2 separate regions of the Mus musculus genome follow, and region 2 is linked to region 1. A link is a loop called in an ENCODE intact Hi-C map of the cell type or tissue named here. Cell type or tissue: gastrocnemius. All regions are shown on one strand. Each heading gives the region's core, and the rest is flanking DNA. Links, peaks and the distances in the headings are about the cores only.

The links. Peaks named below come from ENCODE experiments on the same cell type or tissue, not always from the same donor. Only the 100,000 strongest peaks of a DNase experiment are listed, where the experiment ranks them.
Region 2: it touches region 1 in a loop (2.3-fold over the local background); 2 of 42 quality-filtered maps call a loop at or near these places.

What each region holds. Positions count from the first base shown.
Region 1 is chr2:65,478,750-65,494,597 of GRCm38, reverse strand. Scn3a (sodium channel, voltage-gated, type III, alpha) reads left to right here. Exons shown (of 27, transcript NM_001355167.1): 18 at 10,132-10,252; 19 at 11,401-11,555; 20 at 12,274-12,447. Among named protein-coding and RNA genes, the nearest start is that of Gm34833, 67 kb to the left of the region's middle. In gastrocnemius, for the core only: no CTCF peak of the experiment used is centred there; a DNase peak (open chromatin) is centred at 10,720.
Region 2 is chr2:65,542,190-65,558,037 of GRCm38, reverse strand. All of the region lies in intron 1 of Scn3a (sodium channel, voltage-gated, type III, alpha), which reads left to right. It overlaps Gm34833 (a long non-coding RNA gene), which reads right to left and starts at 4,267. Exons shown (of 6, transcript XR_003953838.1): 1 at 4,044-4,267; 2 at 1,511-2,182. In gastrocnemius, for the core only: no CTCF peak of the experiment used is centred there; DNase peaks (open chromatin) are centred at 8,092 and 10,477; H3K4me3 peaks cover 248 bases; H3K27ac peaks cover 385 bases.

The DNA.
Region 1 (15,848 bases), core at 3,954-11,953:
CTAAACAAAAGAGATACTATTTAACACATTTTTTCCCTCACTAGTTATTTGTTTTAGAAAACTCAATGAACTATATTTTAATGGTGGTATGCCATCACTGTGAAAAATTTACATAGTCTTTATTCACATTTAAGTGTTTTATTTACCATTTTGTTTACTAGGAAGGGTCAAGCCATACTGATATTTTTCCTATTAAAGATGAGCAAACCTATGACATTTTCTATATTACCTTAAAAATACTGAAGAGTAACATTTGATGATTATAGTGGATCTACAGATGGGAAATTTTCCCTCTTATGAGTAGTTGATCGAATGAAAAGAGAAAATTTTCATATGCTATGATTTGAGCTCATTTGGGTCTAATGACAATAGCTTAGTGGCATTACTTCAATATTTTATTATTATTTATTTATGGCCTTTGGATGTAACAGCTGGAGGTTAATCTAGCACAGATGGTGTTATAAAAGATCTCTAGCTGGAGGGAATACCATCAACACCCTAGGAATCAGACCAATGATGTTTGATTCTATGGATTCTCTTGGAGCTTTTGAAAACCAGTTACACCAAGATAATTTGCTCTAGAAATCCTTATTAGAAGTTTATGGCATCACAACTCACAGTGGTCCCATTCTTTTCATATTTTAGAATATGTTTTAAAACTAAAAAACATATAAACAAAATGAGGTAGCAATGTTTATTTTCACAGTTGCACACTAATTGTGCATAGCACATCTAATTCACGTTGCTCATCCTAGTAGCTAAGACTCAATTCTGGCTTTATTTTCTATCACCTGGCGTAGAATTGACTTACAAAGGAACCCTAGAGGACTAGCAGGCATTCACTGATTACTTTGTCCAATTCGGTCAAAGACAGTCTTTATCAAGTGGTTCCCAACAAACTCATAAAGTCATTAAAACTCTATTTAATTGATCTTACAGGCCGGTGTTAAATTCTTAGGCATTTAAGAATGGGAAGGGAGGTTAAATGACAGAAAATTGCAATAGGCCTCATATTTGGGTCACATCGTTAAAAAGTGGAAAGATACTGTTCTCCAAAGGAGAGCCAGGGTTGATAATGAGCTCCTGTTACTCAGGCGAGTGGAGAGCAGGAGACAGGGCAAAGGATGTGCCGGTGTGTCTGGAAGCTCCAGACTGCAGCCTTGCAGAGTAACTCAGAGCTTGGAATTGTCTGCATGGTCACGAAGGAGTGCTCTGAAACAGAAGCAACTAGAAAGGGGTATCCTAGGAACATCTGTTATTAAAGAGTAAAGGACGTTAGACTGAGAGATAATGGAGATTAACTTACACACTGTTATAGCAATGAGATGGTGAAATTCTGGGCCAAAATAATAGAGAACCAAGAGTAATTGGCAATTTAACAGACCTCAAGAATCTGAGGAATCAGAAAGTGGCAATTCCACTGTCTGATAAGGGCTTCTGAGGAAGGTCACCAGGTTTGTATGGAAAGAATTCGATTTGAGCTTTAAGTTTTGCACATCATATCCATAGATTCTGCATACCAGGGTTCAGTCTAACTCTGATCAAAAAGATCACAGAAAAACCATGTCTACTGAATAGATACATACTGTTTTCTTATTGTTCCCTAAAAGAATGAAGGGTAATAATTATTTACATTGTATTTTGTACTATAGATAGTCTAGATATGAGAGTATTGTGTAGGTTAATGCATGTACTACAAATAGTAGGCCAGTTTATACACAGGACTTGTGCATCTGTTGGTTTGGATTTTTGCAGAGTCCTAAACTGACCCCCTATGGATAACAAGGGATGGTTGGGTTGAAGGTAACAGTGTTGGTCAGAGTCGGAGTTCAGAGCAAAAATTAGACCAAATAATGGAAGACTTAAAATTATCTGGGTCCCTGAAAATAGGAGAGGTCAAAATATAATTATAAGGCAAAAATAGGGTAAAGCCAAGGACAGAATTGTCTGACTAGTGTAAGGTCAAGAAAAGACAGAAAAGCCAAAGCTAAATAAAGGAACTTCTATTGCATTAATAACAGAGAGTGATGACAGTGGGCTGGTGAAGAATACCTCCATGTGTTTCTGTTGAAAAAAAAATGCTTTTAATATATTTGAAAGCCACCTTAAGATCCACAGATATTTCTTTTGAATGGCTTAAACATCATACACTTGGAATATTAAAATGTAATTCATCATTCATTGTCAATTTTTGGAAAACATTTGTTTCCCCAACAAAAATTTATTATTGGGCAATTTCTATAATTCTATACCCTTTCAGTCCAATTTTGAGTAGATAAGGTCCAATTACATTAATGACATTTTTAATATATAAATGTTAGTAGGAACATCATACACACACACTTGGTTAGGTTTTGAAATGCTCATAAAAAGCAATATTAAATATTGCTTTGCTGCGGAGCTAGTGAGATGCCCCAGAGATTCAAAGCACCTGCTGCTCTTGCAGAAGACCTAGGCTTGTTTCCCAGCATCCACGTGATAGGTAGCATCTGTCTGTAACTCCAGTTACAAGGGATTTGACACCGCTCTGGACTCCAAAGGCACTGCATGGTTCACATCTATAAGTACAGGAAAAACACTCAGATGCAGAATATAATTTTTTTAATTATATTGTTATGAAGATTGGTGGTAGGGAAGTGAGAGAGGATCTGAGGTAAGGGAAGGAATAGGGTCAAAGTTCAATGTATTACATTCTCAAAGAATAATCAAAACATTATTATGTATGTTTCTCAATATCACGTTCTGCTTCATAAATGATAAATTTTTCATTTATTCAACATTAAGTTTATGTGGATGACATATTTAAGTTAGTACCACAAAAACCTATCCAAAAGCAACAGGAAAATTCTCATATATGCTCAGAAACATCACATAACATAGAACTTTAAAAAATAATAGCAAATATTGGTATACTCTAACATTACAGGACAGATTTAGCTAAATTCCACCTAAGTATACTTCACATATGCACCACCTTGCACAGGCACACACACACACACACACACGTGATACTTTCATTTGTTTTTTGCTAGTTTCTGGACCACAGCTGAAGTAAAGCATTGAGTTCTACTTTGGAGAGCATGTGATAGCCCTTGGTTTTGCTCACAGAGTAAGCAACCAGTAGGCTGAACACAACAGAGTTTTATTACATTTATCCTTAAAACTAAAAAAAATTCTAAATTGCATACATTTTCTTCCTTTACATTAGGTAGTAAACCAATCAGCTTAGATGGTTTGAAAACCTGAACTACTCAAGTATTTCCACTCATTTCTGTAATAAAATATGACTAGCAACCGATGCCAGGGATAAACAATTCCTGATACAGGTATAAACTCTAGTATTTTATGCATTATCTAATGTGTATTTCATAAATGCCTTCATTATGTGTGTATGTATATACCACTTATATAAACAGGCTGATATGGAAACAAACTCAAAGCTTTGCATGAAAGAATTGAAGACACGAATTTCAAAATACTTATATTTCTAATTTAGGGAAACTCGAATTTCTGCAAATAGTGAAGCATTCTCTAATGTACCATTCTGGTTTTTATGGTTTCAATGTTCACATAATCATAACTATAGATCTTTCTAATTTAATGTTTAAAGGATTACTGACTTATCTTCCCAAAGGAAAGATTTAGGAGAAATGCTTTCAATGACCATGTTCTTAGCTGAATTCCAAATTCAATCTAGCAATAGCCTACCATGACCTTCACTTCTGACCATTCTTACTTCTCACAGGGTGAGACCAAGCTGGCGCCATCAAGAATGCCACTCTGGTGTCTTTTAAGCAGCCACAGGCTCGAGCCACCACTTTTACCCAGGTTACCCAAGCAAGTTGTGCTAATACAGTCACGTCCTAAATGAATTTTGACTGGCCTGCATGCTCTGCAGCTACATTCCTTCCCCTGCCGTGGCAAGGAAGTGCGAGGCTGGCCCAGCTGTTCTCTGCTGAAGCGTGTGACACATCACAGCATGGTCAGGCGACATGGGCAGTCCCAACATCATGTTTAATTCTGCTGATGGGCTTTCCACTTTAGTCTTTTAGTTTTCAAAACAGAAATAATTGCATGCCCGATGAGATTTACCACAATATAAATTTTAAACATACCAGCAATTCGATATAATCAGAGACTTATGAGAGCATGCACATTTTTAATTTCTGTTTTTATTTCATTAAAATAAGACCACAGCTTTTTTTTTGTTATTGATGATTCAGCCCTTATATGTAAACTGTGCCACCAAAATAAGCTTCAAGAGATTTGTGTGTATGTGCGTGTGTGTGTGTGTGTGTGTGTGTGTGTGTGTGTGTGTGTGTGTGTAAGAGAGAGAGGGAGATAATACTGCCATTTTTAAGTCATTATATTCAGATCAATGAATATCACTTTCTAATGAAAAATTCCCGTGCTCCAGATGGAAATGTTTGCTTTCATGCTTTCAGAAAGGCTCTGTTAAAAGCAACAGGAGAGTAGTGAGATCTTGATAAAGCCAGATATTTGTCTGAATGTGCATCTGAGCACCAGGTATCTTTGAAGAGTTTGGAAAATTTTTTTCAGTCAAGTGTCTGATAGAAACACGGTGGTCATCCTAAAGCAAAGCAAAGGAAGGCTCCATGCTGTAAGCATGTCCCATGTGACACACAAGGCACACTAAATCATTGCTCTAACATACTTGTTTGTTTTTTGTTTGATGTTAATCGTTTTTGACTTGGTGTTTTCCCTGTGTACATTAATCTTACCCTAAATGTTCTACCTTAGACTGAGTGTGCAAAAAAAATGACACTTGGAACATTTATGGGTTTTGATGGTTGGTTATAGCTTTCTGAGGAGCAGAGTCATCTCCTGCAAATACTGTGATAGTCTGGGTTAGCTGAGTCTTTACTCTGTAGACTTGACTGTCTCCTGTTGGTGGTGTTGCTTACTGATTTCTGCCAAAGTGAAAGTTTTAGAGGGAAAACTAACCAGAAATCAAACATTGCTAAATGTTGGACTTTTGATGGGCTAAAATCTACTTTAAGCTTACAATTGTCTGTGAGTTTAATTTATACATCCATTCTCCTATGGAAGCATTGAGACTTAATTGTTGAGTCCTACCAATACAAAAGTATTTTTTAATGAAAAGTGGAAAAACACTGTTGCTGTTGATTTAGCTGAACAGAATGAGTGTTGGGAAGTTGTAGGTCTCATCATGTTCCTTGCAGGAAGACTCATTTCTGAAGCTTTTGTGAAAAATTTTAAAGAACAGGCATTTGACTGAGTTCTTGAGCCTCCAGCCTACTGGAAAAAGCACTGTGTTGTTTTCAGACATTGATAAACGATGGAAAATGACTTTAGCTTTTGATTTCTTGACTTGTCTTTCAAATAACATTTCAAGAGGCAGAGATGGGTATGTAAATAGCCACTTTAACCCATCTCCATCTTTAAAAAACTGTCTTGGTGTTCTTCTGTGGAGGAAACCCCAATTATGTCTGGTTCTGATGGAAATGTTTATCTCCCGTTTCAGGATAAGTGGTCTTTCTCTCCTGCTTTCTTAATGCCCTTTGCCTTACTCTTCACCTACAATGTAATTACTTTCCATTTACATACCATGCTTTTATGAATATGGCTATTTTTACATAAAAGGAGCACTGAGGGTATTGCACATTTAACATATGTCAAGGAGAAACCAGATGGTGGCAGTTTATATTTTTTAACCACTCAGTAAGTGGTTGGAAAGTGAGTTATTGGTTTTAGTCACTTCTTGCCTTGGACAAGCAACAAATGGCCTCAGTATATGGCTGTTTGTTGTTCATATAAAATGTTTTAAACCAGGATATGAATTTTCATATCCAAGTTATCTCACCAAGGTCCTAAAAAGACTTTCTTTGTCTACCTGTGTGACAAAATCGAGAATTCTTGAGAGTAATGGCTCGATTTTTGAGGCAATCTGTAATGGCTGAATCTTTTATTTTGTCTCTTGAACCATACAGCAGTTTGTAAGAGTCAAACAATGTGAGCACTGATTGAAAAAACGAATGAAATGTGAGCGCATTTCAGTGGAAGTAGGCCAGTTGCTAACATTCTCTTCCATCTCTGAAAGTTAAATTCTATTATTTAATTGGACAAAACTTCAAGAGCACTATTCAGAGGACGGGCTCTATCAGGTCACGTGATCTGGGGAGGAAAACGGTCCTCTTGGCCTGTTTGGTTGCTAATTCTGTCCTTCCTCTTTTGAGATAACCCATTCCTCTGGGTGAGTGGTAGTTGTAGTTGACCTGGAAAGCATAGTAATCAAGTACCATGTTTGAGAGCATGGTTCTTGGATCAGTGAGCGCTTCCACAGCACTGCGCCAGGCTTCTGCTATAGCCAGGCATGTTTTCTGCGGCTGAGTTCGGCCTGGAGAATGTTGCATCTTAAATCCTGCTTCCAGCGTGCATTCATAGAGCCTGAATCATCATCCTTTTGTAGACTCAGTAGTCTCTACAAGGGATGGAAGACTCTAACTTTTAAGGGCCATGTAATATTGAACAGGTTAAGGAGAAAATAGTACAAGGAAGCAAGACTGAACTTGTACTATGTGGAGGACTTCTGCTGTTATGCCTACATTTCCAGATATGTTTATTTGTTCTAACTACCTTGGAACAAGTATTAACTTTGGCTACTTAGTGTATTTATGTAATTTAATATGGTAAATTTCATTTCTGGTTTCTTTGCTCTTTTGATATCATTGTAGTATCACAACTCTGGCAATATAAATGAAAGTAAGTTTTTCCTTTGTATATATATATCATCAGTCACTGCTTTTAAATAAGTCATATGCTTTTCAATTAATCTGATAGTCGTTTTGGCATAGTGATAAGAATTTTACCCTTTGTTAGAGTATGAATTTCATAATGTTTAGTAAGTAGTCATTTATAACAATGTATAGAATTAGTATAAACTGTTCTTATACCAATGTCTAGAATGTAAGTGCTTATTTTTCTAGAAAGTAAAATAGTGATTTGAAAATGCAGATATGAATTTCTTCATGTGCTCAGTGACTCGAGAATACCAGGTAGTATATTGAACAGTTTATGTCACTTAATCTGAACTCAACTCATGGGTTCATTTACTAATGTAAGTAAAATGGCTACCTTTGATGTCTTCACATAGTTTAAACAAGATTTTCGTAGTTTCACAGAATAAAATATTTTCTATGACCAAAATATGGCCCGAGGGTTTCAAACAGTGTTGTGCCCTTGCTCACCACAGAAGGACTAGAGCTCTGGCTCGTGGAAGCTCACTCTAAACCCTCAGAGAGTAGAAGCCTCCTGTAAAACACTTATGAGACAGAAACTAGTATACCATCTTTCAGTTTTTGGTTCATGAAAGTCCTAAGGACTTATAAGAAGCCCTCTGTACATTCTTTGGGAAACTTTCCAGGGCTGAAGCTAAAAATGCTTAATAACCAGGAAATCTCTTGGATGGCTACAAAACAGCTCTCAATATAAGCAGGTTCTGCTCTTTAGACAAGACTAGAAAGAAGACAAGATCCTTTCCCCACATATTTTTAAGACATGCTGAATATCAGAGCACTGGGCATATGGGGGGGGGGGTAGAAAAGTTTTCTCCCTAAGATACATAGCATTATCTCCAGAGCCAACTGGATATGGGCATTATGATATACAAATGTATTAGCTATAGCTGTACATGTATCATTTTAAGTCAACACATTAGCAAAATTACATCTAGTAGTCCACACTGGGCAAGCTAGTCATCCAGGTTAGTAGCTAGTATTAATTGTACTATGTTAAATAAATTATAGTATGTTAAATAAGTGTCTGTATTTAAGTATAAGACATCAGTGTAGCATTGATAAGATAAATTTGATTGAACACTAAACGTAATGCCATTGGTTAATGGGAAGTGAAGGGTAAGTATATTTTTAAAAAATATTCACATGAGAAAGCATACATGCATATATATTTATATAATAGTAATAGCATTCCCCCCTCAATATTCTTTATTGAATGCCTGGTATTATAGAAAAATATTTGGAAGTATATGTTTCTAATATTCATTGAAAACATTTTCTAATATTGCTAGACTTTATTCAAATCAATGTATTCACATAATTTATCAAAAAGTAGAGATAAAGTGATCTAAACATTGTAATTCTCATCTATTCACTCTTCATAAAAGCAACATGAAGATTATATCTATTCCCTACTTGCTTATATAATTGACATTTTCATACATAATATGTATGTGTACTGTGTACTTGGTATGTATGTGCAAGTATATGTTTGTAGACATATACATGTATATCTGTTCACTCTTCTATATAAAAACATGCACACACATGTATAGATGAGCATATTTGGCCAAAGGCAAAAGTGTAGCAAGCTAAATGAACCATGACATTTAACTGAGGCAGTCATGTAAGACAGAATTTATGGAGAAGGTAGATCATGACCATGCTCAAAAGACATTATTGAGCATAGCTGGCCAAGAGGGTGACGATGCATATGAGCCTCTTTTATGACTCATCTCTGAATACTTTTGTTTCTTATCAGTGCTCTTTATGCAGTGGCATGATTGTGCCCACTCATCAAAAGCCATAGCATTCACCCCACCAGCCACTGGTGAAGCTGAGTGCTGGTTCCAATTACCCAGTATGCCCTGAGTTACAACAGAAGCTGCTATCACTATACTCAGTCGCAGCTTTCCTGGGCTTTTCCTTCTTTAAGAATAGAAGTATCCTGGCTGAGAGAACCCAAAAAGCTTGGGAGGAGAAAGTCTGTTTCAGCTTCCCACATTTCCCAACGTAAAGGGATTTGAGGTAAAAATTTGTGTTGTATGACAATTCTAAGACCCATCAACTCAAAATGATCAAATAGCTCCACTCTCCAGCATCTATTCACTAGAAGGGATGATATATTAAACATATATTAATACATATTACTTTTATATTTTATTAAATATTTAGTCTGGCATAGTTAACTCAAAATAAAAACACAAGAAGCAATCACTATCCTAAAATTACTCTTTGATTTTAGTTCACGTTTCAAAAATATTAAGAACATATCGGCCTTGAGATTTAAGATAAGTCAGGAATTACGAGCCAGATTCCTCCGAATAGAACTTCTGTTTAGGGAAGCATTTAGGTCCATTTAGATTAGTATATTCACTCTTTCCAAAAGCCAGAACAGTGTGACCCAGACACTGGGCTGCTGAAATCAGTGGAGCTTTGAAGCCATTGGTCTGTCTGTGAGATGTTCTTCCACCTAAAAGCTTTACATTCCCTAAGCCTTGCTGCCTGTCATGTTTTTTGCCTCAGTTTCCATAAAACACTGCACATCTGTGGTATGTTCCCACATGACCCTAGAAAATTTATCAGATATTTATCCTGGCAACATTAAGGTGGCTATTCTTGCCGTGGACCGTGTCACAATGATTTATTTAAAGGAAAACTTCGCAGCCTGCTCATGCGTTGCACTCGGAATAAGCTCCTAATAAAGATTCCAGACAATGTCATTTATGGAGAAATTTCCATTTCATTTAGAATTCTTTGCAAGGGTTGAATTCATTTATGATGTTCAAAAAAGAATGAGAGGGGGTGATCCATCATTTTCTTCTAGTAAAGTAAGGAGAAAATTATGTAAGCTAGAGAAAAATATAGCTCAAAGCTGAGCCATAATGAGTGTGATTGATGTTAACCTGTAGCCCTGCCTTGCTAAAATTACAGAAACACGGACAGTACTTAGAAGCAACTGATGGTGTTCCTGGCCCTCTGAAAAATTCCATCTGAAGGGGTGGAAGTTGTGATCTGATTTGATGCATTTAATTAAAATAATTAGTAGATGAGAGCATCCTGAACTTTATGAGACCCTTCTTGATGTGGCTGTAGCATTCGTAGTTGTTTGCACATGGCCTTCATGTGCAAATGAAGATTCTAAAGTAAGGTTGTCTGTCTTTCCAGGTATCCACACTAACTCCTGTCCTTCTGTCTAAAGAGTAGACCTTGCTCATGTTTCTTGTGTATCACCACCAGTAGAATTAAAGGTGTCACTTTTAGTGCCATTTTTTCCCACACATATGACAGAGTGTTTCCTGATCACTTGAGTAAAGGAGGAGAGTCACATCTTTGACATGGGCTTTGTTTCCAGAAATTAAATGCAACCAGCTCTTCTGAAGGAAGCACAGTTGACGTTGCTCCGCCCCGAGAAGGTGAACAAGCTGAAATTGAACCTGAGGAGGACCTTAAGCCAGAAGCTTGCTTTACTGAAGGTAAAGAAATTAACTTGCTGAAATGCTTCATCCCTACAGAATCTGAATAAGCCTCATTTAAAAGACACATATAAAAAAAATGGCAAGGGCATGTTTATTTTGTTTGCCCTGTTCCATCCACTCTATATGTCTTAAGTTGCTTCAGATCTTAAAAATTCCAGATTAGACTACAGACGAGCCTGTGTCTGGACCAATGAGAAAGTATGCTAAGCGCATATGTTGTTTTTGTTGTTTCTTCTGTTTTTCTCTGGTTGTCCTTATCCTCCAGACTGTAATAGCATTTGAAATGCACATCATTCTGGACTGTCACACCATTGACATGACAGTCCCTTCAAAATGCACAGGAGTCGGGTAACTGGACTTATACAAGCTACAGTAATTATACTCACTCCTCCTAGTTCCAAATTTGTCTAATTTGTGCTCTGACCAGAGCTGTTTGGAAATGATGTTGTGTTATAGAGTGTTGGCACGCTGCCATGTGGTTCTCCTTGTGGCGAGCTCATCTCGTAATAAAGATTTATTGATTTGTTGCGATGGGGTTTGATGCGACAAGTAGTAGCTGAGAGAGAGCAACAGATTGGACAGAAATTGGAAATCATAAGTTGTCTAGGAGGCAGAGAAGAAGAGAGCAGAATAAGAGGCACGGACTGCAACATGAGTCATAGGTGTGACTAAGAAAAGAAGCAAGGCTAAATATAAATTAGCTTGAGAAGACTGACAGTGGCTGACACCTAGGGAGGCAGTGGGGTTTTCTATGCTTGAAAAGAAGGGAGTGAGTACCCAGGGTCACATGGGAATATGCATAAACAACTTGAATATCTGGCTTTGCTCCCAAACCAGTGTGATGAAATAGGACTCTATTTTCCTCAGTAGCCTCAAGGCAAAGTGATTCTAACCTGTATTGAAAAATATAAACCATTTTTTTTTACTCAAACAAATGTATGGAAATTCCATAAATTCTAAATCTATAAATTTAAGTATGATTCATTATATAGGAGAGTGTTGAAACAAAACTGGTCAGGAAAGCAGCCAGCTACCTATAAAATGAGCTAGAGTTGGGGTAAGGAAGAAGTAAAAATGTTATTTTTTTTCATATTAATGATCAAAGTCTATTTCCCTAATTTATTTTATTAATATTGCCTTTTTAGGATGCATTAAAAAATTTCCCTTCTGCCAAGTAAGTACGGAAGAAGGTAAAGGAAAAATCTGGTGGAATCTTAGGAAGACCTGCTATAGCATTGTGGAACACAACTGGTTTGAGACGTTCATTGTGTTCATGATTCTCCTCAGTAGTGGTGCTTTGGTAAGTGATTGTGCATTGGCACGAACCAAGCTCTGCTGAGGTAGCCAACTCCCTGGTGATACTACAAGTGCCCACTCAGTTTAGAAATCAAAACAATAGGTGTATCTGTGTCATGCAGAGCTGAGAACTCTGTAAAATTGTGTTCAAAACAAGTCAGAACCATGAAACTGACAGAAGGGATTTCACATCTGCTGTTTGCCCACCAGATGTTTTGCTCGCTGATCTACCATTTGCAGACACATTGCCCTGGCTCTGGTAGCATCCCAGCCAAATGTCGGCCAATCTGCCTTAATAACTGTATTTATGGATTATCTGTGAATCTTGCTTTCTTTACGTACAATGAAATTATCCTTTAATAATAAGTGATGGAATCACAGAAGATATTGTTGGAAGAAGCAAGTTCTATCTCTTATGAACTAGATGTCTTTAGTTCATCTTCCATGAATGGAAGCATGCTTTTGGCAGTGATTGAGGTAGCTGCTTTTGGGTGAGAAGTAAAGATAACAACATATATAAAATCAATATAGATGCCAACATTCCTGTGCCAATATTCCCTAGCTAGCTTTGGTCTTTAGCTTCTGCCTGATGGAAAAATATTTGAGTGATTTAAGCCAATACTCCTTTAAGTGTTTCTTGGTTCTCATATGACACTAGAAATATTTGTAAATGTTTTGGGAAGGCAGATCATTAAAGTAAATAAAGTTTTCTTGATTCACAGGCCTTTGAAGATATATACATTGAGCAACGGAAGACCATCAAAACCATGCTGGAGTATGCTGACAAAGTCTTCACTTACATCTTCATCCTGGAAATGCTCCTCAAATGGGTGGCCTATGGATTTCAAACCTATTTCACCAATGCCTGGTGCTGGTTGGACTTCTTGATTGTTGATGTGAGTATAAGAGGTGATTTCTAGGAATTGATAAGAATGAGTTTTCATATACTCCTGTGATTGAGACCTTAGCACCGAGCACCTTTATTCATTCGTGCTGATGTAACAATGGAGATTAAAATAAAACAATGAAACAAACAACAGCAACAAAGCCTGCAGTAAAGTCCACAGGAACTCCTAGCTCTCATGCAACCTGGAAAGGATAAAACATTTGAAATGTAAATGAAGAAAATATCCAATCCCCCCCCCCCCCCAAAAAAAAGAAAAGAAAAGAAAAATCAAGAGGGCAATATGCAGAATGCAGAGGGAAAGGGGACAAAGAAGAAGCTGCAGAGAGAGCAGAAGGAGGAGGCAGGCTCCTCCTTACCATGGGACAGACCAGGTCTTTTCTTAATAGCAAAGCAGGCTTAGTCTTAGTAATGAGAACAAAGCTTTCTTCTTACAGATTTGGTTTTAATACATTTAGCAATAAAAGAGTAGAAGGTTTTTCTTTCTCTATGCAATAAAGATTGGAGCTCATTTTTCAAAAGAAAAGAAGAGAAAAAAAGGAAAGGAAAGGAAAGGAAAGGAAAGGAAAGGAAAGGAAAGGAAAGGAAAGGAAAAAAGAAAAAAAGAGGAAGTGTCCCAAATGTAGAAGTGGTAAGAGAAAACCCACAGAGGCAGCTCTGTACCACAGGCAGACATTTGAGGTTTTATCACACGTAAACAAGCCTATTTGCTGATGGAGTAGATCTAAGCACGTAGCTTATTAACTGATCATTTAAAAATCTTCAGGAGAGTCAGTCATGATTGATTGGGGGCCAGGAATTTTGAGAATTTTCACTTTAAGTCCCAAGTAAATTACTTGTGAGTAAATAATAATAATTGACTTGTTTTCTGTATTCCTTCAGTCACATGTCTGTAGAGACAATAACATACTTCTCTATTTTATAATAAGTAGTTGGGAATCCTTATAGCTAGTGAGATATCTACCAAGGCAAAGAATAAGACAAAGGTCTGCTTGGCCTGACCTGAGGCGAGTGGAAAGAGGAGAATTGGGAACATGGGATCTGTCTGGCTTTGGGACTATTTTGTCTTTTTAATCTAAATAATAGAGACACCTAGGGATATAACGGTCAGCTGGTGCCCTGTAGTCTAAGATGTCTCGCTGTACAAGGCCACACAGTCTCCCAAAAGAAACAAGGCTCCCCATGCCCTGCCTTCTGGGCAATCAAAAAGCACTCCACTTTCAGCTGTAACATTTGAATATGAAGCAGCGATGCTGTATATGCTTGTCCACTCATTTCAGCCTAGGTCCGTCCAACTACCACTGCCCTTCTCACCTACATTTACTTGTTGTTCTACCGCCAAAATGTGTTCACCTGAGTTCACCACCAGTCTGCTAAATTTCATTCAATACCCCATAAATGACTTCCAATCTTCATGCATAATAGAGATTACTCGAAGGTGGTCCTGAAAAAGCTCTTCATAAAGGACAGTTGAATGTTCTGCAGTCTGAGCTGGAATGGATCTTTAAAGATGGCCTTCAGCCGGGCGTGGTGGCGCATGCCTTTAATCCTAGCACTTGGGAGGCAGAGGCAGGCTGATTTCTGAGTTCGAGGCCAGCCTGGTCTACAGAGTGAGTTCCAGGACAGCCAGGGCTACACAGAGAAACCCTGTCTCGAAAAACCTAAAAAAAAAAAAAAACAAAAAACAAAAAACAAAGATGGCCTTCACTGTAATCTAGATATTTGGAAACTGAAGTTTAAATAATTTTTTTGACATAACTACTAATCACAAAGTTGAAACTTGTTTGCAAATTCCTTGATTTTAAACTAGACTGCCTTTTTTTCCCTTCTGTAGTCTCTGTCTAACTGCTCATATTTTATTTTAGTTATGTATGACAACAATTTACTAGTGAGGTAACCTCAAAAGCTTTACATATATATTATATTTATATAATATATAATACATGTATTATATTTTAATTATGTTAAATAAATATTGATATTTTCTAGTGAATAATATTTAAAGAAGCATCCAATTATGCCAAAATTATTTGTCTTTTAGTGAGTAACAAAATTACCAGACTGCTACTGATTAGGGGCAAGTTGTTTTATATTAGATTTTCAGCTTCTAACCCCAAACAAGATCTGAAATATATAAATTCATGTTAGCAGATGATAACAAGTTAACTTCAAAGAACTGGATCGACTGAGTTAAGTTACAGTATACACTAGATTGATATCATTTTTCAAAGTACAAAATATATCTTTTTATTTTCCATTATTTTTCTTTTTATGAGTACCTTGGTAGCATATATGTCTGTGTACCACATGCATGCCAGGTACCAACCCAGTCCAGAAAAAGAAACCAGATCCACTGGAACTAGAGTTAGAGATGGTTATAAGCTATCATGTAGATGCTAGGCATCGACCCCAGCTCCTCTGGAAGAGTAGTTACTGCTCTTAAACTCTGAGCCATATCTCCAAACTCTCAATAAAATACCTTAAAAGCAAATTGCTGACCCTGCACCAAACTGCCACAGAAAGATAGGACTTACAACAAGGAATATTTCATATCTTTGAAAAATTAATTCTATATTTGAGAAATGTAGCTATATTTTTTTAAATGTCACTTCTTTCACATCATACTAAATGTGACCACAGTGGTCTTTTTAACCTCCTAAAATGAACCCATTTACTCTCTAACTCTATATGAAAACCTTATAGGAGACACAAAGTATTGTAGTCAAAGGAGCTAAGTGGAGACAGGCACATTTCTAGCAGAGACTGTACTCTGAGGGATGGGAAGCACAGTAAATAAGCTTCGATTATTAAAACAACTAAATCTAAAGGTAGGATCACTGCTGTGTAATAACAAAGAGTCATAGGACAGGATGTGACTCCGGGTTGGAGGCAGGAAATCATTGTCAGCCACTGTCTAAGTAGGTGTCCCTAAGAGGTGGTCAGGGAGAGGCAACTTTCATTCAGAGAATGGACGGAAGAAGGAGTCACGTGGTTCTAACCTTTGACTCTAATGTGAAGAGGAGAAGTAGAAATGGAATAAACAGGGAAGAAAATTGTTCTGCTAGCCTGGGATGAAACATGGGAGGGGGGTTGTATGTGGAAACTGAGTCGGACATGGACCAAAAGCCTCACCAGTAATTATATATGCATGACATGTAATTATATGTGCAGAACATGGTGACAATTTATGATACATAATTATGAGAGGAAGACTTGGGGAGTTAAGTCATGCAGAGGTGTAGCTAATGTTTTTTAAATGATGATATTTGGAGGAAGGAAGCTAAATAATGGAAGTGGGAAGATAGATAAGGAATTTGCTTTAGTCATCCAGGAAAGATTTTTGTCTTAGAGCAAGGTCATGATTTGTTGATGAGCAGTGTACATGGAATGGAG
Region 2 (15,848 bases), core at 3,226-11,225, 64 kb before region 1:
GTGGTGTTTCTGAGAAGGAAGTGTGTTAACCTAATCTCTAAGTAGGTTAATAATTAAATGCATTTTTAAAAAGGCATTCCGTTCTTCAGGTGAGTCAGCTTTTTAGCTCCTTACAGAGACACTTCTTGGTTAACACCTTAGGTGCTTTTCTGTGTCAGTTTGTCACAGTCTTCTCTGGGGTAAAGAGCACTCTCGGCCCTTTAGAGCAGTTTATATCCTGGCCCTTTTCCCTATGAGGTCCTCACCATTCAATACTGCTACTTAACTGGGCTACATGTCCAGCTTCTAATATTCTGTTAATCAAGTCAGTAAGGTGTTCAGTATATAAAGAAGGTCTGCTAAATCTTAGGTTGAGAACCTCTATATTTTGAAGCAGGTAGTTGGTGCTTTTAGGAGAGGTACAAAGAATGTATTACCACATTCAAAGTCCGATTTATGAAGGTCTGTGAGCCAGTACTTGGTTTCATACACTCGGACTAATTGCTTATTTTAAAAGATGTATCTGTCTAATATACGCAAAACAGTTGGATTATCCACAATGGAAATGAGAATAGTAAGTCAGCAAAGTATTAATAATTATGAAACATCAAAGAAGGGCTCCCTTAAAGTATCTGGTGTGGAAAACAAATTTATTGTTAATTTATCCATTCCCCTCTACCAACATGGCAAGAGTTACAAGAATGAAGTTGATTTGGGTGGAGGGAAACATTTCTAGTCAATATCATTTGTACATTTTACAAAGGCAAGGGCAGTGATCAGGAGTCAATAGGAAGTAGCACAACAAATGTAAATCATGATGTAGATATTTATGCAAATTAACAGAGAAAAATCAACATATATCACCAGAATAACCAGGGCTGCTTCTTGTGTGCCTATAAGATACGATTTTACTTTATACTTCAAAGTTGTAACATTGTAATATGCATTTCTTTATATGCACATTAAAGGTGCTGGTGTCAGACCATGTGAGATCAAGCTAATAAGGAAGAGAAAAAATATTTTCGAATAATCAGCACCACATAAGAAAGCTCTCTGGGAAGTTTTATGCACGAAGAAATTATTGCTAACTGTTTTCTTCAATTTCTTCTGATTAAAAACCCTGAACACTAAATATTTAAGTCACAGGAAGGGGCGCTTGATGTGGGAACTTTCTGTACTTTCCCATCAATTTTCTACAAACCTGAAATAGCTCTAAGAAAGAACTTATGAATTTTTAAAATGTGGAATAGGGGTGGTCACTTGAAGAAGCAGTGACTATACAGTCCCATTCAGAATTGGAATTCTGAATCACCCACATTCTCAGCAAGATACCTGGTGCACATAAAATCTCTCCCTTCCCTTCTGCCCCTTTGAGGTTTCCCCTTGTGCATCCTGCCTGCTCCCGTTTGCTTCTTACTTACTGGATTCTTTGTCTTCAGAAGAATGAGGGTACAGAGACCATGCTAATGCCCCTGGCTCTCCTGAGAATGTTGCCACTGTAATTCCTATCTAAGACAAAAATCTCACTTACCTATGGTATAATGGCTCTTCTTGGTCTGCAAAAGACTTGTTCAGTGAGCAGCACTCCTCCTGCCTTCCCATGCCGAGTCCTTCCTGACTGGCTTTCCCACTGCAGTCCATGGCATCATCCACACCTAAATCAGGCCAGGGCACACAGTCTCTTTGCTCTATTTTAGTGCCACTGCCCTCGGCTCAGTGGGAAGAAAAAAAAAGTGCAGACGCTGTTGGTCCTGAATTCAGATCCTTGCAAAGATACACCATTTTTACATTTTCTTTACTATAAAGGCTACCCTCTAAGGAGCTTTAATCAAGTAATTATTAATACGTCATTTAAAAGGGGACAACACTTTAAATAAAAAACCTGTCATTTGTATGGAGATCCTCAGAAAAGGATTTGAGGCGATAATTTCATGTACCGTATTGAATAGCCATAGTGAGGCATTCAATGTCTAGATCTAGGAAGGGCTCACATCTGTATTCCTGAAAGGCTTTCATAGGATCTACAAGCAGATTTAAGCAGAGAGAAAGAGGATCTTTACAAGTGCTTACTTCACTAAAATCTTCCCCCAAATCAGCACACACTCTACTGGGTGTAATCCTCTTGTCTCTGGAAAGTTTTTAAAGCAGGGTTCAATGGCCTTTGTTGAGAACACCAGGTACTGTTAAACCCTCCACTCCGACTCTAAGAAGAGATGAACATTTAGAGCATACCATGCAGTTAAATTTGTAATACCTGATTTTTGAAAAAAAAAAAAAAACACACACCCAGAAATGGTAGGCTTTCCCAGCTTCATTCATGACCTCCTCTCTCCCAATCAGCGCCCATACTCAAACCACCTGTAAATATCTACTTTCCTAAAGACAGGTGTAGCTGTCTCTTTCACCTTTCTCCATGGGATGGTGTAGAAAGATTGACCTTACTTTTTTCTTACTCTTCTCTGGATGTAGACACTAAATACGAGTAATCTTGAGAGTTCACTGTATATCCTAGCAAGGGAGAGCAGAGAATAGTCTAATAGTCTAGAACACAGGTTGCTTGAATTATATAACCTATATATGTTCCATACCTTGTTTTTTTCTCCCTACCTCTCATCTCAGTCTACCCCCGCTCTGTCTCTGTCTCTCTCTCTCTCTCATTGATCACTATTTTAAATCTTGTTTCTGAAAGGCAGGAGTCAGTGGCACATACTCTATGATGTTGCGCTGTCTCCGTATACCACCACTAGGTGACCTGGGTCTATGGTATGAGAACCATCTCCTCTCAGGACATTCTTGTCAGAGAAGGCCTCACCATGCGCTTGGCCTTGGGCTGATGAAGAATCACACAGCACAGAACTCAGAACTTCTCAAATCATCCTGTTCCTCATCCGGGTTTGCCCCTTGCACAGATCTGAAGGAAGTGATCAGTGCCTCCCTGATTGGGAGGAGATAAACCTCCAGCTTCTCTATTTTAAACTTCAAGTGGAAGGAATGGCTGGATCCCTGTAGGGAAGCCAACATCGCCATCTTGAAGTGATACAAGCAAGTTGTACCTCAAGATCCCAGATCTAAAGTTTCCTCAGGTTGCCAAGCAGAAAAGGCAATCGGCTCTCAGAGCTCTGTTGTGAAAACAGTGTGCTGTCATTTCGATTCAGTCGGTAAACAGTCTGTGTTTGCCTGGAAAGAAACTGCCTAAAGCACACAGTACCAGCAAGCAGTAGCAGAAACACTGCTAAGGGCACCTCCCAGGGCTGTCAATATGGCTGATGTTACGGTGGGTGTAGGGATCGAGGACTAGACATTTGTCCATGTTGTTTGCTTTCTATTCACAGTGTTGAATTTATTCCAACACAGAAAGCTTCCCATAATTCTGTTGTACTCAGACGGAAATATAGGGTTTGCTCCAGTGCACGCGCACCAAGAACGTTCGCTTCGGGTAAAGCCAGTTTGTTCACTGGAGTATTTCTTCATACAAAAAAAAACCCGTGCTCTAAGGACAACAATCTGACTAAAGGAAATAGAAAATTGTCAATCCAGAGACCAAGACCCTTTCTTTTAGGACTTCTTAGAACATGGAATTTATTACTTCAGGGAGTAATGCATTTTCAAGAGCACTTAGCCTGTTCCAAGCACTGTTTCAGGATCATGGGATAGATGGCTGCTTGCAGGAGTGTGGTGGAGTTAGGGAAGTCCTCTTTACAAGGCAGCCACTAACCCATGGTAGTATAACAAGGCCCATATGTATACCTTTAAATGTTCTAGATGCTAACACTGAAATGGAAAATGAAAAAAAAAGTCAAAATAATTTGTATAGATGATATGTTTTACTAAAGATTGCATACCCAACATATTAATGTTATTTCAAAATTTGGCACCACAATTTCAGTGCTGAGTTCTTATGTGTGATCGGTGGATTTATATTAGACAGACATTTTCAGAATTCAAATTAGGCAATGGTGTTCAGCAGGCACTTACTCACTGAACAGTTTTCTAGTTATTATAAGTAGTCAGAACCCTTTTAGCCCCCAAAGAATGTGCTAGTAGACAAAGAGGCAGAAACATACCTTTGCAAGGAAACAGAAGATAGAGTTTTAATTACCGCATGAATTCAAACGCAGCGTGAGCGTACTTTGAGAGGCCAGGAGAAAGCAAAGGTGACTTCTGACTCAGAATTGCTGTGCACTGCGCCTTAGGACCCCAAAGTGTGACTTAAACCAAGCAGAATGAGCAGATTTGAACCCCATGCCAGAAACCAGGGGCTTTGTGGGGAATGGAAAGTAGATCACTTTTGCTGGTGACGTAGATGGGTTAAATGTTTCCAGAGAAGTTGGTTATTTTTCCCAACAAAAGGTCATTGGCCTTTGTGGCCTGTAGCCAGTTACAGCCCCACCTTGCTCAAGATTGTTTGCATACCTTAAATATGAGGGCGCTAGTCACATTTATCTTGTATGGTTGTTTTGAGCTTATCAGTGCCTGGTATACAGTAAGTGCTTAAGCAGTGTTCTCTCTCTGAGACATTGTTTCTCTAAGGCATTTTGGAGTGAGATACTTAGAATGAAGCATTCTGTCCTCGGGTTGCTTTATTGTGAAGAGAATCCAGTCCACAGCAGAGTTATAGGTTTATCTTTGGGATACACAGTATTGTAATGCATGTTTGATCTGGACTGAATGCGACTACATAGTGAGAACATACTGTGCTTACAGGGAATGTGGCTTTGTTATTGCCATGAATCCTTTTCCTGTTTTTTTCATCCTAATGGATGGACAAACTACCTTATTTACTTAGCAGACTCTACATCACTGCACACTTTTGTCTTTCTGGTAGCGGTGTTATAAAAATGTCTGCATGCATAGGAAACATGACTTTGAAAATTGTGGTGTGAATTTCCTATTACTAACTCTAAAGGCAAAGCCATGAAATGTTGGTGGAAAAAAAAATCCTTAAATCTTGAGTGATCCAAATAAAATTCATTGAGCTCTTAGTGTTCTGCCCTGTTCCAGGAATGAACGTGGGATGGATGGTAAACAGAGTGATGCCCACAAGAGGGCAAATAATATGGCATAGACCAGCTTCTGTGAGGCATACTAGCTACCGAGCCACCCCGAGAGGCAGCAAATGACTAATCAACATAACAAGTAAGATATGCAGCACAGGCTAAGGGGACCTATCCTTTAAGGAGACAGTTAAGTAGGATTGGGAATTGAGGAGGTAAGCAGGTCTCTTTACTAAGGCAAATTTGGTCAGTACTTGAAGGTGAGCCTTGAGTTTTCCAGCTTCCCAAAGGAGAAGCAGTTTGTGAGTCTTATATACTCCTAGGCATAAAGGGGAGCCGGAAGCTACTTTGCAGGCAACATGAAGCAGGCAACTCAACCCCCCCGCCCCCCCCCGCCCCCCGCAGCTGCTGCAGGATTCTACGGAATGACATGATTCAATTTCTCTTTTCCCAAGATCACTCTGGTTGCTGGGATTAAAATAGGCTGTGTGGCAATCAGGCTGGAGGCAGGGAGACAGAAAGCCATTGGTGGCTTCTGCGAAGCCATCAATCACTTCAAGGCTCCAGGTTCAGTGGAATCGCACTGCATGACATTAAGTGGATAAATGAGACAGAGGAAGCTATGCTTGTCCTTTCTGAGAAGTCATTAAAGTGAGACTCATATTACATACATGCACAGGACGGGGTGTGTGTGTGTCTGTGTGTGTGTGTGTGTGTGTGTGTTTCTAACATTAAACAATAAAAACAAAATATGGCCGACTGTGTTGGTGCACGCCTGTAACTCCAATGCTTGGGAAGATGAAGCAGGAAGATCAAGTGTTCAAGGTCAGCCTCAGCTATGCAAGAAACCAGCCTGGGCTATATGAGATCCTTTTTTTTCAACACAACAAATGCATAGCTCAGCCCACATTTGGCTTTCTTTTTTGTGCAGTTTAATTATAATAACATAGTGGGGTCCTTATTACTCTCTTATCTCTGCTCACCCCCCCCCCCCCCACACACACACACACACACCGTTCCCTCTCTTTGCTTTGTCTCCTTTTTTATACTGATGCTATGAACTAGGCATGGCCATGGTACTTGTGGCTTCTGACCACAAGTGCCAGCACCAGTCATGTGCAAGTGAGAACTGCAGAGCAGACCTCACCCAGCCCAGCTGCAGCAGCAGCCTGGGGGAGGGGCTGGGCAAGTCTCGATTTAACAATAAGCCCTCTAGGTGATTCTGTTGCTGTGTTTCAAGAGCCCTGTTATAAACTAAACTAGAGGAACTAGATGGCTTGAAAGATCCTTTCTAATCTGAAATTTTTTTGATTAGTTCAATAGCCAATACTTATTTTTGATATAAAAATTAAGGGTAGCTCTATAGGAAAAAAAATAGTTTATTCACAAGAAGTGTAGATTCATGCTTAAGATTGAGAAAACGGTTTGTTTTTTGGTTTTGCTTTTCAAGACACGGTTTCTCTGTGTAGCCCTGGCAGTTGTGAAACTCACTCTGGAGACCAGGCTGGCCTTACTCGAGAGCTCTGCCTGCTTCAGCCTCCCGAGTGCTGGGTTTAAAGGTTTGCACCACCCCTGCCCAGCAAGAGTAAATGAAACTTTTAGAGGAATGACTTAAATCAATTTGATTTTTAGTTATTATGTCTTGCTTCTTTGATTAGTGTTATAATGGTGGGAATGATACTTTGTTGTTCACGTTATTGTTTTGATGGAGGTTTGTTTTTTTCATTTGGTTTTGGTTTTATCCTGGATCATGTTCAACAGAAAGTCCAAGTCAGGGAAAATATTTTAAATATGTCCATGATGTACCACAGTTAGGAATCATGGGTTAATTAACTGGTTTTGTTTGTTTGTTTGTTTGTTTTTGTTTTGTTTTTAGAATGTACATTTAGTTGTGAATCTCTTGTGTCCAATGTGTAGAGCAATCCATGGGATTTTATCTAACTCAAATTTTTATTGTAAGTAAACATGGATAGCCATGCAGTGTTCGGTTTGCTGCAAGGAGAATGGTAGGTACAATGAGGGCTGGATATGTGGTTGGTTTCCTAGACTCTGCTCAGTATTTCACAGCAAGCCACCTCAGTCATTTGGCCATTTAAAACCACCTTCATGATAAAAACCTCAAGAATCAAAATTCAACTTTCTAGAAAATTTTAATTCTTTATGTTAGTGATATCAAATTTTTTAAAAAAAATTAGAATTTTGATTAAATATTTCTCAGGCTCTACAGCTGGCATCATTGACCGCTTTTAGGGGAAATTTCCCATCATGCCCTTTGAGCTACCACTTCCTCATTTATGCAATGTGGTTTCTCAGGGAAGTTTCTAGAATGCTGAAGTTTTAATAAAATTGGCTCAAAGGTAGACTCACTGTTTAAGGAGTCTCTCTCGGTTTGACATGCCGCTTCATTCACATGAGAGCAATGTTTATGAACCATTGGATCACTTTCTAAATGAAATTCTCTGTTCTGAACTAATTTTATTCAGTAGCAGACTTACTTGATTAAGCCTTAGATGAGCCTCTGCTAAATTAACTTTGGATGCCTACTGAGGGCATTGCCCATTGTCTCTTAGGATATGTGCTAAGAAAACTTTCACTTTTCCAGTTTAGTTCTTAGAACAAGTTTGTCTCTTTTACGTGAGTTTTGGAAATTTGTATATAACTGCAAATACTTGGAGCCTGTTGTACCCCATCCTACCTCTGGAAATCTCTCTCTCTCTCTCTCTCTCTCTCTCTCTCTCTCTCTCTTCTAAGTAAAAAAAGGAATTATATTTTTAAAGTACCCTAGAGGCTGGAACTCATTGATAAAGAGCACTGACCACTCTTCAAGAGGACCCAGGTTCAATCCTCAGAGCCCACATAGGGGCTCACAACTGGCAGTAACTCTAGTCCTGGGGGGGGGGGGGACCTTGACACTTTTTTCTCCCCTCAGGAGGCATAGCATGCACATAATTATCCAGGCATACATACAGGCAAACCACCCCAAGACACAAAAGAATAAATAAAACAATTTTTAAAAAAATAATAGAATTGGTGATATGGGTCAGCAGATAAAAGCCACAGAGACTGCCTGAGTTCAAGCCAACATCCACATGCTAGGAGTGTGCCGTGTTGGCCTCATTCCAAATGCACACCATTGTGGCCAGCACCCTTTTTTTATGTGCACATGTGCACAAAGTAACTAAAATGATTTTTTTAAAAAAATAAACATTGACTTAATTGATTCCTATATTGAAGTTCATGTGTTTAATTTTATATCCCAGTCTGTAAACCAAGGCTCCCTTTTGAAAATAAGTGAGATAGAAGTCACATTATGATATAATGTAGCCAGGCTTGCTGTGACAGACCTGTAATCTAAACACTCGGAAGACAGAACCCAAATGGCAAGTACAAGGCCAGCCTGAGCTGTATGATGATGTCAAGACAGTCTGATCTGGCTATTGAGTGACACTTTGTCTCCAGATGGAAAACAGAGATGGACATGGCCACATATGTATTATCACAGAGTATCAGGAGCTAGGAGACAGCCTATCTGGAGTGCTGAGTCTGCTTTAGCTACATAAGGAGCTAAAAACAGGGTTAGATGAGACCCTGTCTTTAAAATACTAATTTTTTTTAAAAAGGATGCAAAATACAAATCAGAGTGGGAGGCCACATGTAACAATCACTGCTCTTTTTGGTGGGTACATGAGGTTGTCCTCCCACTTGTAGCCAAAGCCAGCAGATACATTTCCTCCAGTTTGCAAATGCAGCTTCCTAAGAATGGGGAAGAGAGAGACCAGAAGTGAGCCAGAGACTACTGGGCTGGGCTTTAGGGGTGCACTGAGATTCACGTCTTCTTTGTTCACACCCCACCTCACTATGCCCCCGGTGAAGACCTTTCAAAGACTTGAGAAATATGACTAAGTTGATGGTTTGGTTATTTAAAATCACTCTTATTATATGTCAAGCTAGAGGCCAGAGTATTTAAAATCAAATTACCTGTGAGTTGTGAAGTCAAAGAAAGCAATGTTCAGAAACAGTGTGTCTGGGAAGGCGAAAACATTAGCAATTTTTTTGGATGGCTGTAATTTCAGTGTAAAGCTGAAGTCAGGGTATGCACGTTGCTGTCTGGTAGTGTATATTATGCTTCTGACACTTGGACATGATTCCTGAGAAAATCGATTTAAAAGATCACATGTTTCACTTGGGCTCATTTCTGGAGTCCATGTTTGTATAACCCTGTCCGTGGCCTTGGGCCTGTGATGGCAGAGTTCAGCATGTTCAAATTCTGGCGTAAAGGCATGTTCACCTCGTAATGGTCAGAAATAGGGACAGGAAGAGGGAAGAGCAGGCTTCCAATATCTCCTTCAAAGCTATGACTCCAATAACCAAAGCTCCTCCTGGTAGACCTCTCCATGGCCCCATGGGCTAGGGACCAAGTTTTCCATCAGTGGGTCTTTGGTGGACACTCCATATCTAGCCTGTATCACAAGGGTATTGTTGAGAAAAATAATATTTGTGATACTATTAATATTACCAATGCTACTAAAAACTTCCAGCTTTTATGGAAAACTCGATTTACATAAATTCACATATGTGTATATGAGCACACACATATCATTTAACCCCATTCTAAAAAAGCCAAGTTTCAAGATACAGTCCTCATTTGCATATATAAAACTATCAGCTGGCTTGGTGAGGTGACACCAATGTTGTCCTATACCCAGAGAACAGTAGAGCAACTCTGTTGGTACCACAAAGTAAGCAGCTGGAGAGGAAAGTACAGGTCAGGTCACAGAGGCGTTTCCAGTCTTGGCTAAAGTGACTCTAAGTCACTGAGAGACGCTGAGAGGGTTTAATAATATTCTGTGTCTGGTGACAGGATAGAGCAGAAGATTGGTAGCTTTGGAGAGCATTCATCTAGAGACAGAAATTTTAATAGATGTTATGAAATTTTAAAACAAGGATTTAAATTTTTGCCAGAAAGTAGAAAATGGGAATTTCTTAGTAGGCTCTGTGAATGTTGTGAAAGAGAACTCAGGCAGGTAATATTTTAAATGATCAATTTCTGAGAGAAGGCTAGTTACCTTGTTTGGTAGAGTCATGTTCACTGAGTTAGCCTGTGATAAGCCACGACTAATAGAAGGAGAGCAAGATCAGATGGTTATGTTAGGTTTGTACAGTGCTCTGGTTTAAAGTGCTTGTCTAAAAGTTACCTTTAGAAGCCATTAAATATGCTTCGTGTTATCTTAATGTTCAATGAAACAGCTTTTCAGGTGGAGAGAAAATGTGAGAGAAGCTAGAGAAGGGATGGGGATGTCTTAGCTCCCTCTGTGCTCTTTGAGATATTGGAGGAAGAGAAGCAAAGGGGGAGGGAGTACAAGCAGAGAGGAGACAGGGAAGCTGTGGTAGGCAGGCAGAGCCCTTCACCTGCCAGTCTCTAGAAAGACTGAATGAACCAAAGCAGCTGGAAGAGAGAGTCCCACCCGCACCCTAGGATGCTGGCAGTGGTTCCTGGCCCCTGCTTACTAGAGCATGCCAGGGCATGCTGTCTACAAAGATCAAACGGCCAGCTTGGCATCAAGTCTGCTTTCCTGATCAAAAGCCCCAGGTAAACCAAGTCTCCAACCCAGGATCCAGAGACAGACACCACCACACTGCCTGTGGCCAGCGTACTTGGCTAACTTCACTGTGTTCTCTTCTGACACAGATGATGATGAAGCCGGAGAGCTGAAGTCTAGCACACCAGAGTTAGTCAGCAATGACCTATCTGTCAAGGATTCGTGGCAGGATGACTTGCTGGGGGGAAAAAAACCACAGAATCCCTTCAAGGGATATTGTAAGAACAAATGAGATACTCCCCAGACGGGGCCTGGAGCTTTTCCAAACAGAGGTGCTGTGACTCCCAAAGGTACCTAACTACTTTAGAATAAAATTTGTATTTGTGGAAGGCAAACTGAAATTTTTATTGCTAACAAGGACAGCTCTACCCAAACAAAAAGAAGGCAGGAAAGTGTCATTCCTCCCCGGCCCCCATCCGTGTGTTTCTCTAAATAAACAAATGGATAAGGTGTGGCAGGCATGGCCTTGGGGCGAGGAATGATACGGAAAGCCAGAAAAAATTCACCTAGCTACATTTCTTTTTCCTGTAAGAGGAACATTCGTTCTGTGCATTTTATAAATTGCCTAAAATTGTGTTTACTTTCGATTTTATTATATTTATTTGGTAATTGGAGCCAGAGCTCACCTGTCTCTACCGGATAAAGGACATCCACATGGGTGGTTAGTATTTGTTTTGAGCTGGCTTCTGCGCTGGCTAAGTTTTGAACTGACCAGTGAGTACTTGTTTTATTTGGTATATCAGCAGCAACTAACTAGGAAAACTGTCTGAACGGATTGTCATCAGGGAGGATGTTTATTGGACATAACAAGCAGTGCAGAGGTTGTTTGGGTCCAAGAGCTGAGCCGTCCATCAAGAGCCCAGGGGTAAACATGTCTGTGTGATCGGCCACACTCACTGTGTCAGCTCTGCCCTCAAAGTGGCATCCGCTCTGCTTGGAAGCTGGCTGAGACAGTGCTACGGATGCGGATGCGACTGGGATGCAGAAAGGTGCAGGACAGACAGGATGCCTTCCCCAGTCAGTTCCTTTCCAGCCACTGTAAACAGCACTTACAGCCTGCCCCCTGACAAACCGTCCTCGAAGTTCATTGGCCAGAATGGGGTCTCATATCCTTTTCCTTAAGCACTGATTGCAGGAGAGCTTGGAGGATGCACCCAGAGTGGAGAGCACACTGGGGCTCACACAAAACCTACTTCAGTTTGTAAACATTCAGCAAGACATGTCAAGGGCTATTAAAGCCAGTAAGGCTGATTCCTGTATAACAAGGTTGGCTTAATTGTCATTAGTTGGCTCTTGTCTCCTCAGCTTATAAGTGATCTGATAAGGACAAAGTCACAGAGAACATCAGCCTCGGTAAGCTAATTATTAGTTCCTAGATGATTGTTCCAAAGGCAAGTTGAACTTGGGCTTTCTTTCTCTGGAAAATGCCCTCCTCACCATGATACGAGTCAACGGGAAGCAAAAGACAAGAACAAATCCACTTGTTCAACAGGAAATTAGTAAACAGTGCTCACGTGCTGACAATCACTCATCATTGATAGCGAGGGGGCATGAGCAAAAGAAAGAACTGCACTTGGCTTTGGCAATGGCATGGTACCCTGGCCACAGGCTTACTTTCCTAATGGGTTTGTTTAGTCATTCTAATAGAGGTACCAAAGTCCTTGATGAGACACTGAAAGGCACATGATGTGGAAGAGCAAGCCTAGGGCTTTCACTTGATTTTATACAACTCAGAAGTTCCCTGCATATACGGGAACTTGTCTTAGTTACATGCGTGTCTCATTTTTATCATGTATCCATTTACAAATGTGTCTAATGTTTATTATCAGTGCTTTCTGTTTTCAATATTTTCTATGTGAGACCACTGTGCTGTATGCCAGTACAGATTCTACACATACCAAACCCATAGCGAGATGACTACCCATCCTAATTCCATGTCAGCAAATAGGTTTTCAGAATCTGGTCGTTTCAGTCTTAGAAATGTGGCTTTTTGTCTGAACTATCCTGATTTGAATATTGGTTTCTCAGCTTACTGACTTTAAAATTTAGTCAAGGTATATGGTTTACATGAACCTATATTTATCCATCTGTAAAGTAAGAATAAAAATAATATCAATAAAGCAAGACTGCAATCAACATGATACATTTGCCATGTGACTAAGTTTATAGACATAAAGTACTTGTGTGTATCTCAGATATACAAATCATCTAACAGAGTTCTGTTATTATCATGGAATCTCAAAGCCATCTGGCTAGGAAGTTATACCAGCCAGAAGTTATTTCAAAGTTCCTTTTGAAATATTGAAAGTAGTATGTAACTCTGCTTGTGAATATCTAGTAGCTATTGAAACTGTGCCAAATGACCAATGTATATGTTCAATAAAACATCAGGCTGTTTTTCATGATACTAACAGAATCAACGATAAGTATAAAGCAGCCAGTAGTTTTAAATGAGAGTCCTGTTGGGGACAAAAAGGGGAGGGGGGGTAGGTATTACTCAGTGGTCAAGCTCTCTGGCCTTACTTACTACCTATGAGCCCAGATTCCATCCCCAGCAGGCATGCAAATGCGCATGCCTATCTCCCCACCCCCACCTTCACCCCCACACATACTCAAAGGAAGAAGTGAATCCTCTTTTTCAGGTTGAGGAGGATCAGGCTTAGCGGTGGAGGGTTGCGGAGGATGCATAAGGACCACGGGGTAAAATTCTTAGCACAACAAAAACAAGCAGTTTCTTTAGCAGTGGATATTTAATTCGTTCAACTTATCTTTGAGACTCTGCCTTTCCTATAAAAATCTCCTTTGTTGATACCAACAGCACATATTGTCTTGGGCAACGGGTCCAAGTTTTCCTGTTAACTCATTCATCATCAAGTACATGAAAATACATTGTGAAGTTTTTGTGATCTTTTAAGTTCTGGGCATAGAGCAACTTCTCATTCCCAAAGATGGTAAATTTACAGCCTTCTGACATAACAGACCAGAACAAATTGATTTTGTCTCCAGTATGCATTCTCATAAAACAGGAGAGAGAAAGAGAGACAGAGACAGAGAGACAGAGAGAGACAGACAGAGAGAGACAGACAGAGACAGAGAGAGACAGAGAGAGAGACAGAGAGTGAGAGAGAGAGAGAGAGAGAGAGAGAGAGAGAGACTCACATGGAGAGAGGAAGGGATGAGAATATTAACTGGTCATATAGCTAGCAATGACATTTTCCAACTGTCTCTCTGAAAATTTTCATAAGATGAGAAGTCAAGGACCACATGACTAGTGGCGATGTGTGTTTTGCCTTGATAGTTCCACAGCATCTCCCTAATGTTTACTGTGTCATTTTTCTCAGACTCTGATTCATTAACAGTTTAGTAGAGTGTATAGCCATGGTATTGGTTGGTTTCACAAACATTCAGGAGCTTATGATCAAATCCTAGCATGCTGATACAGAAAACAAAGCTGAAAGGCCCAGATTAATTTTTCTTTCGTTTTTATGCACAACTTAGATCTTTAAATTCCAATTGTAAAAATAACTGGATTCAATGCAACATGATAACAGTATTGGAAAAACAAATTCAACTAAAAATGGAATATATAGAAAATTTTGGCCTCAAAGAAACATGTGTGTTTGGCCACAGTCACTTCAGAGGGTGTTGCTTAGCTTTTTCTGGGTCTGTTTCTTATTTTTCTTAAGATGAAGACTTCAGCTAATTGCTGGATCCAATACACGGCCTCTAATTAGCATCTTTGAGGTTTCTGTTCTGATATGTAGATAATCACTCTGACTTCCCCACCTGCCACCCTCCATGTCCCCCTCCTTCAAGACCTGCAGTCATGTCTGCTTTCCAGTCTTTGCCCAATGCTCTTAAAATGATGTCATATGGGGTCTCTTAATCAACATTTTCTCAGCTCCAACAGTTTTTCTGCATCTCAGACACATCTTTTAATTATGTATCAGATGTCCCCCAGGCACCTCCGACTCGGGAGGTGCTGAAGAGAATTTATTATCACGCTTTATGAGCCTCCTCCTCTGCTCTCCTGGGTTATTGTCAGTGTGGCTCACTCCAGGGACCTGGGGATGAGGTGCAGCTCACAGGAAGTCAGCCACAAAGGCCCACTGACATTCCCTGTCCTATAATCGCGCCTGGACTTGGCCATGTTTTTGTTTTTTGGCCTCCTCTCTCTACGGGTCACTGTGTTCACCTTTTAGGTGGATTTTCATATGTAAATGTCACGTTCAGTCCAGGAAGTGTGTGCTGTCCTTGCTGTAATTCTTTCTATTACAGAGTGAGGGGATGTGGAGCTTAGAGAGGATGGCAGCATGTTTGCACGCAACGGAGTGGTCAGAGTCCATTTGTAATTGCAGAATCCATGCCTGCTCACATAGGCTGTGGCCATACTGTCTCCTCCCCCTTTGATAACTGCTTCCTTCTAGAGAGCTGTTGTCAAGGGCATGATGGATGTCTTAAGGACCCTTTAAGGGGAAGGCTGTGAAGCTACTCTGTTTTCATAATCACATCAAGATCCCATTTGCCCTCTCTCGTGAGTTAGCCTTTGCACTGGTCATTCAGTAGTTGCAGGGGTTCAGTGGCTGCGGAGGCAACTGCATTGACCTGAGCTGCCCATGGATTTTACTGCCACATACGGTCAGTAAGAAAAAAATAAAAGTCAGATCACAAAAGAAACCTCCAGTCAAGCAATCAATCACAGTCCTTTCTTAAAAAGCCACATTTTTAATGTTCTATATAGTAAAACAGAAGAAATACCCAAATTATTTCTGCTGTGTACTAAGGCCATCAGATTGTTTCTAGAAGGAGCCCAGAGAGATTTTTGGAGTGAGAAGCCAAGCAAGTTGGTTCTTCTCTCTTTCTGTCTCTCTGTCTCTATATCTAGTTCTGCTTCCGTCTGTCTTCTCACTGTCTCTGTCTTCCTCTCGTGTGGCGTGTGTGTGTGTGAATATGTGTGTGTGAATATGTGTGTGTGAGTGTATTGAGTGTGCATGAGTGTCTGTGTGAATATGTGAGTATATTGAGTGTGTGTGTATGAGTGTGTGTGTATGAGTGTATTGAGTGTATATATGAGTTTGTGTGAATGTTTGTGTGACTGTATTGGGTGTGTATGAATGTGTGTGTATGAGTGTGTGTGTGTATGAGTGTGTATGAGTATGTATGTGTGAGTGTTTAACTGTGTGTATGAATGTGTGTGTATGTGTATGTGAATGTTTGTGTGATTGTATTGAATGTGTGTGAATGTATGTGGGTGAGTGTGTGTGTGTGTGTGTGT